2 separate regions of the Homo sapiens genome follow, and region 2 is linked to region 1. The links are chromatin contacts, found by Hi-C or POLR2A ChIA-PET in ENCODE. All regions are on one chromosome and are shown on one strand. The core of a region is the stretch at or near the end of the contact, and the rest is flanking DNA. Distances in the headings are between cores, read along the strand shown.

Region 1 (4,096 bases), core at 1,046-3,545:
GCAGCTGGAGAACCTGGATTTTTGTCTCAATTTGCTTCCCCGTGGTATTTGCATCTCCTCATTGGGAGAAAAGACATGATTTTAAATTAACTCAGCGTTAGGGGCGTGGGAGCTATAGAGAAGAGAGTTTCATTGCTCTGGAATGATAAATATTGAAAGCTTTACAGGGGACATGGATCTGAGCAAGCCAGAGATTACAAATAGGAGTCCACACATCATGGTGGGGGGAGTTACTATGTTAACAACGTTGAGTCTTTGAATCCATGAAAATGGCCCCTACCTCCACGACACAGGCCGCCTTTAATGCCGGTCTGTGCGGTGCTGTGGGTTCCGAGGAGGGTCGCGCACATCTTTCGTTGTATTTATTCCTAGGTAGTCAATGTTTTGATGTTAATGCAAGTCGTATGTACTTTATTTTTTATTTATCTATTTTTTTTTTTATTTTGAGACGGAGTCTCACTCTGTCACACAGGCTGGAGTGCAGTGGCACAGTCTCGGCTCACTGCAACTTCCGCCTCCCGGGTTCAAGCGATTCTTCTGCCTTGGCCTCCTGAGTAGCTGAGACTACAGGTGCCCACCACCACGCCCAGCTAATTTTTGTATTTTTAGTAGACATGGGATTTCACCATATTGGCCAGGCTGGTCTTGAACTCTTGACTTTTGTGATCCACCTGCCTCGGCCTCCCAAAGTGCTGGGATTTCAGGCATGAGCCACCGTGCCCAGCCGTATCTACTTTAAATGTCATTTTCTCTGTTTGTTGTTGGTATATAGAAATACAATGATTTTTGCATATTGGCCTTGTACCCCTTGCCTAATCAGTTATTAATTCTGATATTCTCTGTAGCTTATGTTGGATTGTCTCTGTACCCAGTCATGTAATTGTGAATAAATAGTGACCGTTTTTTCCTTGCAGCTCTTATGCTTGTTAGTTTTAACTGATTTATTTAGCTGACCTCCAGTACAGTATTGAATAGAAGTGGTGATGGGGGCACATGTATTCTTGGTCTTGGAGGAAAGTTGCCAGCAAATACATTTTTTGTTGGAATATTACTTAGTGTAGCCGTACGTTGAAAAAATAAGAAAGTAGTATTAAATTGAAAAAGTGCATTTTAAAATTTTATGTATCTTGTAAAATAATATTCTGAGCCTCTGTTTATGCCCTCTCAGTGACTCAGAAGTGTGTTTCCCAAAATGTTTCTGGAGCCGCCGTCTCATGAGCTAGTCCGTGCAGCCAGGGTGCTGCCTGCGGCCAGATCTTTCCGGGGACCTCTTCGTGCCGTCGCCCAGCCCCTCTTGGGAAGTTGCAGTACCCGTAGAATAATCAAGGCTCTGAGAAGGCTTCCTAGAAGGAAGCCTGTTTAGCTTTGTTTAGTGTTTCACACATTTATTTGCCCGTAGGACCTTTTATGTAACATCTGTTAACATCATGCTTAATGCTTAGGGAAATTATATTTGAATAAGTATCCGCATTTTTTTTTGAATAATTTACCTCCAAAACATTTTTGCTGCCAAGTCATAGCAGAGAGAACTATTTTTTGAGTAAATTTAGAACTGTTACTGTTTCATGATAGTCCCTTTTGGGCTCTAAAGAAAACCATTGCTTTTTTGTGTTTTGTTTTGTGACAGAGTGTGAACCAAAATGTAGGCAGCAGCCTCCAGCCGCTTCCTTGGTCAGTCTTTAAAAAGCAAAATGCAGTGATTCCTCTCTCCCAGTGATGGGCCCGGGGTAACGCAGAGAGGGACAGGCTCTTGGCCTTCCCGCCTTGTTCCTAAAGGAAGAGGGGAGGGTGGGAGGGAGGAAGGGGGACTACTGTGCTCCGCCTCCCGCGTGTCTCCCTATTCTCGGGCAGGCGCTCTGCTTAGGTCCCGGTGAGCAGGGCGATCCCCGGGCTGCTGCCCTCCCGGAGGTCCCCCGTCAACCTCAGGACCCGGGGCAGGGCTGGGCACGGCGGCCGCCAGGTGGCGCCAGAGGCAGCCGGTCCTGGGCGGGTCCCCGGTCCCAGCACCGCCCGCGCCGCGCCACCTGCAGCCGCGGATCCCAGGGCAGAGAGGTGGACGAAGGACCTTTTACCTGCATTTTTCTTTTTTCACTTTCTACTTTTGTATTATTTCTTTTTTCTTTTGTATTAAAAGAGCGTCTTTGCAAAACGTAGAAATTTCAGGCCCTCCAAGACGCGGATCCAGCCCTGCAGGAGCATGAAGTGTGTGTGATTCTGGTTTGGGTTTTAGTGACGACGAGGCTGGGATTCCCCCTGCAGGACGGCGGGGATTTGATTCGCTCCTGCAGTCAGCCGTCAGCCTGGCTTGCACCCTGTGTTCGGGTGCGGTCGTCCTTGCGGCTGCGCACGCTCCCGTTTTCTCTGCTTCCTGTTCCCTCAGCCGTTCCCTGGGGCTCCGCTCCGAATGCGCTGGGGCAGCGTCTGCACCGTCTGCACCGTCTCCATCGTCTCCATCTCCAGCGCCGCCTGCTCCCGTGCATTCTGTGCTTTTCCGCGGGAAATCAGACTCATGGAGACCCGGCTCCTTGTGCGGAGGCCCCTGAGGCCCTGGAGGAAGCCGCGCCTCTGTGGCTCTGGATTCAGATCCTGTCCCACCGGTTATCCCTGTGTGGCCTTGGACGCATCACTTAACCTCTCCCGGGGCAGTTCCCACACGTGTGAAATGAGCTAGTGGTGGCATCTGCCTTCCAGTGCTGTTGTGATTCTTCCTCCCCCGCCCTCTCCCCCCCACCCTCCAGAGGAGTCTCCCTGTGTCGACCAGGCGAGAGTGCAGCTGCGTGATCTCAGCCCACTGCCACTGCAGGCTCAGCCTCCTGGGCTCAGACAGTCCTCCCACTGCAGCCTCCCGAGTAGCTGGGATTACAGGTTTATGCCACCACGCCCAGATAATTTTATATATATATATATATATATATATATATATATTTTTTTTTTTTTTTTGTAGAAACAGCGTTTCTCACTGTGTTACCCCTCTCCTGTCCCCTCCCCTGCAGGGCATGGGGACAGCTCACGGGGCCTTCTCCCTTCAGAAACGAAGCCGCGCGTACTCCCCGTAAGGAGCTGCGTGGCCAGGCTCCGGCATCCCCTCCCACTGCAGGGCCTTCCTGGGGAGTCTTGGCTCCGGGACCCCTGCCCTGCTTCAGCCCAGCTGCCCCCACCACAGGCTGGGACCACCCCACCCGAGGCCTTCCTGCCCTTGCGGTTCCTCTCCCCTTCCTTCTTACCTCCTTCAGTGAAGATTCGCTATTATCTGAAATTATCCTCAGTTTAGTATTATTCTCGAAGGATATTTTCACTGAGTAGAAGATTCTAGTTTAGAAGTTGTTTTCTTTCACCACTCTGAAGATTTAAAACATATTTTTCCAGTGTCTTTTGGCTTTACTTTTTTTTTTTGTCAGCTAATTAGAGCTTTTAAGATATTTGGTTTTTGGTCTTTGGTTTTAGCAGTTTTACTGTGAAGTTTTGAGATGTGGTTTTCGTTTTCTTTTTCCCTCTTCTTATAAGGCTTCTTGAGTCTTTGGACTGACGTTTTCTGGCTGTGTTTTTGAAAAACTTTGGCCATTACTTCTTCAAGTAGCATCCTTGCTCCGTTTTCTGTCATCTCTCTTTGCGGCTGGAATTGTATGTCTTTAGAGCGTTTCAGTGTATCCTTTCTGTCTCTCCTCTTTTGTTCTCTATTTTTCATCATTTTTTCTCTATATATTTTATTTTGAAAATGTTTTCCCTGACTTATCGTTTGATTTCTCTTCAGCGATTGTCTTTCAGGTCAGGGAATCTTTCTTCATCTATGGAATTATTTTTGGATTGGTTTTAACTCCTAGAATTCCACTTGGTTCCTTTTAATACTGTCCTATTCTCTGACAAAATTTATGATCTTACATTTTATCTCTTTGAATGTAATTGTTTTAACGTCTGTGTCTTGTAACTTTATTAGCTGGTGCCTCTGTGGATGGGTTAGTGTTGTCTCTTTTTGTTGGGTTTTCATTCATGTGTTTTTTTTTTTCTTTGTTTGCCTGGTTATTTTTGATTGAGTTTTGAGCTTTGTATTGGAATTATTTGCAGTAATAATTTGAGTCCTGAATGGTATTTTCTTTTT
Region 2 (4,096 bases), core at 615-3,114, 270 kb before region 1:
TTGGAGGAGGCAACGGCAATTGAATTTGTCAAGAGGGGCAGGGGTGGAACCCTCAGAACCTTGAAGCTACGTCTCCCTGCCCCCAGGACTGCAAGGTGCCCAGGCAGGGCTGGGGCTGAGCTGACAGCAAAGCTGAGTCCCGGCAGCAACTGGCTGCTGCTCCACCTCGAAGTGCAGGTTTTTACCTCTTAGGCCCATTTCCCAATGTCCCAGGTGGCCAGCAGCCTGAGAGTCGGGGGGACTGAAGGGAGAGATGGGGGTGGCAGGTGTCAGCCCTGTTCCCAGGGCTCACTCAGCTCTCCACTCAGAGAGGCACAGGCCACAGGGTACAGGGGAGGGCCCTGGGGGCTGAGAGGGGGCGTCTCGAGGGAGACTGGAGGGGCATGGGAAGGGGTGGGTAGGGCAGGAGACGGGAGGGGGTGGAAGGACGCATGCCCCTGCGCCTCCCCCGGGTGAGCTCCCAGCTCCCATCCCCAGCCCAGCTCTCAGCAGCCCAGGACAGGGCTCAGGAAAACTCATCTGTAAGGCGGGGCGGGAACAGCGTGCACCCGTGCACCTGGAGGGCTTGCTGGTGGAATGGTAAGGAGCCCATGCAGAAGGACCCAGCAGGCTTTGCCCACCACCCTCTCCTTCTGGAAGAACTGCACAGGCTGGGAAATCAGAAGGGATGGTGACAATTTTCTGGGTCTCTAAGAGGATGGTACTGAGGATGCATGCCCTCCCCACTCAGCCAGAAGACACTGGTGAACCACAGTATTGCTTGGGGAGTCGGGGGGGCGCTGCTGAACAAACCAACTTCCTTGTTACTCCTGGGCAAGGCAGGACCCTCTTCTGCCTCCAGGATTAGAGGGGTCCAGGGATGGGTGGAGGGGCCTCTCCTTGGAGCCCCTCCAGCCTCCACAGTTACCCCCACCCCCATCAACAGGGCAATAGACCGTCCTGCCCCGGTGCCCACAGCCACAGGACTGAACCTTCCTTATGAAGAGTGAATGGAAGGAGACTTGTGGCCATGAACGGGTCAATGCTGGGATGGCTGCAGTCCCAGGTGCAGTAGCCAGGCCTGCTCCACCCCACCCCACTCCCACTCCACTCTCAGGGGTCCTCAGGGCCAGGACATCCCTAGGGACCTCATACTCATGGCTCACTGTGACTTCACTCTGTCAGGCAGTGTTTGGGGCTGGGTGCTGAGGCTGGGTACTGAGGCTGTGTACTGAGACTGGGTGCTCAGGGCTGGGTACCGAGGCTGGGTGCTCAGGGCTGGGTGCTGAGACTGGGTGCTCAGGGCTGGGTGCCGAGGCTGGGTGCTGAGGCTGGGGACTGAGGCTGGGTGCTGACGCTGGGTGCTGAGGCTGGGTGCTCAGGGCTGGGTGCTGAGGCTGGGTGCTCAGGGCTGGGTGCTGAGGCTGGGTGCTGCTGAGGCTGGGTGCTTGGGCCTGAGCTGTGCTTACTTCTGCCTCCTCATCACCACCACAGCTCCACAAGGAAAGGGTCCCACCCATGTCACAGCGGGGAAACTGAGGCTCAGAGCAGGCACCTGCCCAAGGCCACCTGGCACATCACTGGGAGGGACCTGTGTGTCCAGCTGGCTGGGAGGCAGAGGGGCCACTACTAACCCCAGCTGCATGCAGGAGGTGTTATTGGGAGGTGGTCTGGCTAACATTCACACAGAGACCCCGTGGAGGGAGCCTGTTTCTGACTTGAGCTGTACATGCTGCGGCTGCCGGCACTGCAGTTGGCACAGTCCCGCCTGTGACACACCCTCGGGACCGCAAATACAGCTCAGAGTGGTTCTCACAGCTCCCAGCAACACCGTGTAATTCAGGCCCCTGCCACTGCCCGCCCTGTGCCCTTCCCTGGAGCCAGGGCCCATCTGAGAGGCTCAAGGCTGCACCTGGCTGGGTAACCGCGGGGCACGGGGCCTAGAACCATGGGTCTGGGCGGAGGCTGCACTGCCGTTCCTGCCTCAGGAAGGCGTGGTGTGCCCCCACGGTGCCCTTCCTTTCCCACCCATAGCTAGATTTAGAAATGCCCAGAAAAGCCTGCAGTTGGTTTCAGGACACGGACTCCTCTGACTCAGAAACTACAACCTCAAATGCCTCCTGAGAGGCAGGGCATCAGCTCAGGAGGCCAGTGGGGGCCTGCAGACATAACCACCAGGTGGGACTGTGCTGCCAAAACAAGCATCCTCCCTCCCACAGTTCTAACCCAAGTCCTTCTCAGTGCATATGTCACTTTCCCACCAAGACAAGAGCAGGAAGCATTTCACTGTCTCCTAAAAGCAGAAGAGCGATGCGAACGTGATGAGGAGGGGCAGCTGCTTGTGGTACGGGGAGGCCATGGGGACCGGGGGGCCCTGGGGACCTCGCCCTGAGTGCAGGGGTGGTAGCCACTCGCCTCCAGCATCGTTTCCAGCCAGAGGGGGAAGCCCAGCGTGGCCACATCTTCCTCTTCTTGTTTTATTTAAAAAAAAAAAAAAAGAAATCCCAAATTTTAGATAAAATGTCTGTGTTTTGGAATACTGACAACCAATTTTTAAAAATTTAAGCCTCTGTGGGCTAGGAGAAGCCCAGTCACTGGCCAGAGTCAGCCTTCAGACCACGGTTCATGACCGTCCTATTGAAATGCTTTTTCCCTGTGACCACCAGGCCCCAGGAGCGGGTGCTCGGGGACTGGCATTCCCAGGTGCTCCTGTACTGGCACAGGGCTCCTGCACCCCCCAGGTCAGAGCCACCCCAAGGCAGGTGCCCATGCCTGGGACGCTTCCCATGCCTGAAGCCTGGGAAGTGGCCGCCTGGGAGGAAGTGGCCACCTGCAGGAAGAAAGAGCGCACCGTGGCGGGCCCTGGGACTCCTCCCAACCTCCCACACGCTCCTCGACCACTGCCCTTCCCACTGGGTGCAGCCTTGGCAGGACTGTCTATCAATATCGGGGGCTCTCCCACCTTAGACAACCAGACCACCTCCCTGGCCTGCACACCCTGAGCGGGGAACACAAGCGCCAGGAGTAGGTGCAGCTGAATTTTCCCTAAGGCCAGGCCCAAATGCCTTCCACGGCACCAGTCCCCATGCCCAGCACCTTCATTGGGTGTGTGGCTTCAGCAAGAAACGCTGAGTAGTGCACGCCTGAGCCCTCCTCTCGGTCCCTGGCTGAGCCAGCCCACACCTGCATCCACCCCTGTGTTAACCTCAGGTCCTCACTCCCTCGCACCCTGCCAGCCAGTCCTTAGGGAGGACAGAAAGTTGAGCTCCCACCTACCTGCGGCAGTACAGACCAGTTGTGCCAGCATGACTGGGATCCACCGACTAAACCAGCACGCATGTGGCATTCTGGCCTCCAAGGAGAACACATCTCTTTCCCTAAGTTCCTCTCCTCTTGTGGAACAGACTCACTCCTCCATACCCTCATTCATACAGCAAACACAGGCATGGGCGTGTCTCAGCACCCGGACATCAGGAAGGCGCAGTGAACATGAAACACCACCCCTGGGTAGCAGGCCTCAGAAACACCTCTGCCAGCAGGCTGACTTTACTCATTTGATCATATCACACAATTCCACACAAATACACACCTGGGTCAGAGCCCACAGGCTGGTGTTTACAGTCCTTTCTCTCCCCAGCTCCTGCCACTGCCTCACCTCTGTGGCCCCCTCCTCGCCCCGGCCCACTAACAACCTTGAATGCACTGCCCGTGCCTTTCTGATAATCACATACCAAGATACAAATGTTGCATATTTAAACACATATACAGAAACACACCCACGCATAGGGGATTTTGGCGTGGCTTTACAAAAATGGGATATGTATCACTCTAGTCTACGTCTTGTCCTTTTCACACAATGTTACCTTGGAAATCCCTGCAAACGCACTGGCATGGTGACAACCCCATTCTTTCACAGTTACACCGCGTTTCGTGACTTCATCATTCCTCTTTTAGTATAGAGATGAATAATCTCCCTTAGCGTGGATGTATTAGAATTTACACAATCATTAGTGTTATGTTTATTCATGCTTCTGTTATTTCTACTATAAATAATGTCAATATTCTGATTTTATACTTTTTTATGTCATCTTACTTGCTGATTCTTTTAATTCTCTGA

What was found. Hi-C counts contacts between places; a loop is a spot of excess contacts on that map. ChIA-PET counts read pairs that join two places held with the same protein, here RNA polymerase II (POLR2A). Pooled maps may share reads with other maps.
Region 2: a pooled map shows a loop between it and region 1 (2.5-fold over the local background). The contact joins two enhancer-like sites. A Hi-C loop is called at or near these places in 1 of 168 maps with a recorded cell type or tissue (CD8-positive, alpha-beta T cell), 4 of 37 single-sample maps with no recorded cell type and 8 of 50 pooled maps. POLR2A ChIA-PET finds 5 or more read pairs at or near these places in 1 of 52 experiments (activated CD4-positive, alpha-beta T cell).

What each region holds. Positions count from the first base shown.
Region 1 is chr12:130,817,015-130,821,110 of GRCh38, reverse strand. All of the region lies in intron 3 of STX2 (syntaxin 2), which reads left to right. Among named protein-coding and RNA genes, the nearest start is that of STX2, 20 kb to the left of the region's middle. RefSeq lists a silencer at 1,821-2,060. Within about 2 kb of position 2,295, at least 20 of the 41 ENCODE cell types and tissues checked have a DNase peak (open chromatin) inside an H3K27ac peak, as active enhancers do.
Region 2 is chr12:131,091,264-131,095,359 of GRCh38, reverse strand. All of the region lies in intron 15 of ADGRD1 (adhesion G protein-coupled receptor D1), which reads right to left. Among named protein-coding and RNA genes, the nearest start is that of LINC01257, 72 kb to the left of the region's middle. RefSeq lists enhancers at 3,262-3,421, 3,882-3,981. Within about 2 kb of position 1,864, at least 3 of the 41 ENCODE cell types and tissues checked have a DNase peak (open chromatin) inside an H3K27ac peak, as active enhancers do.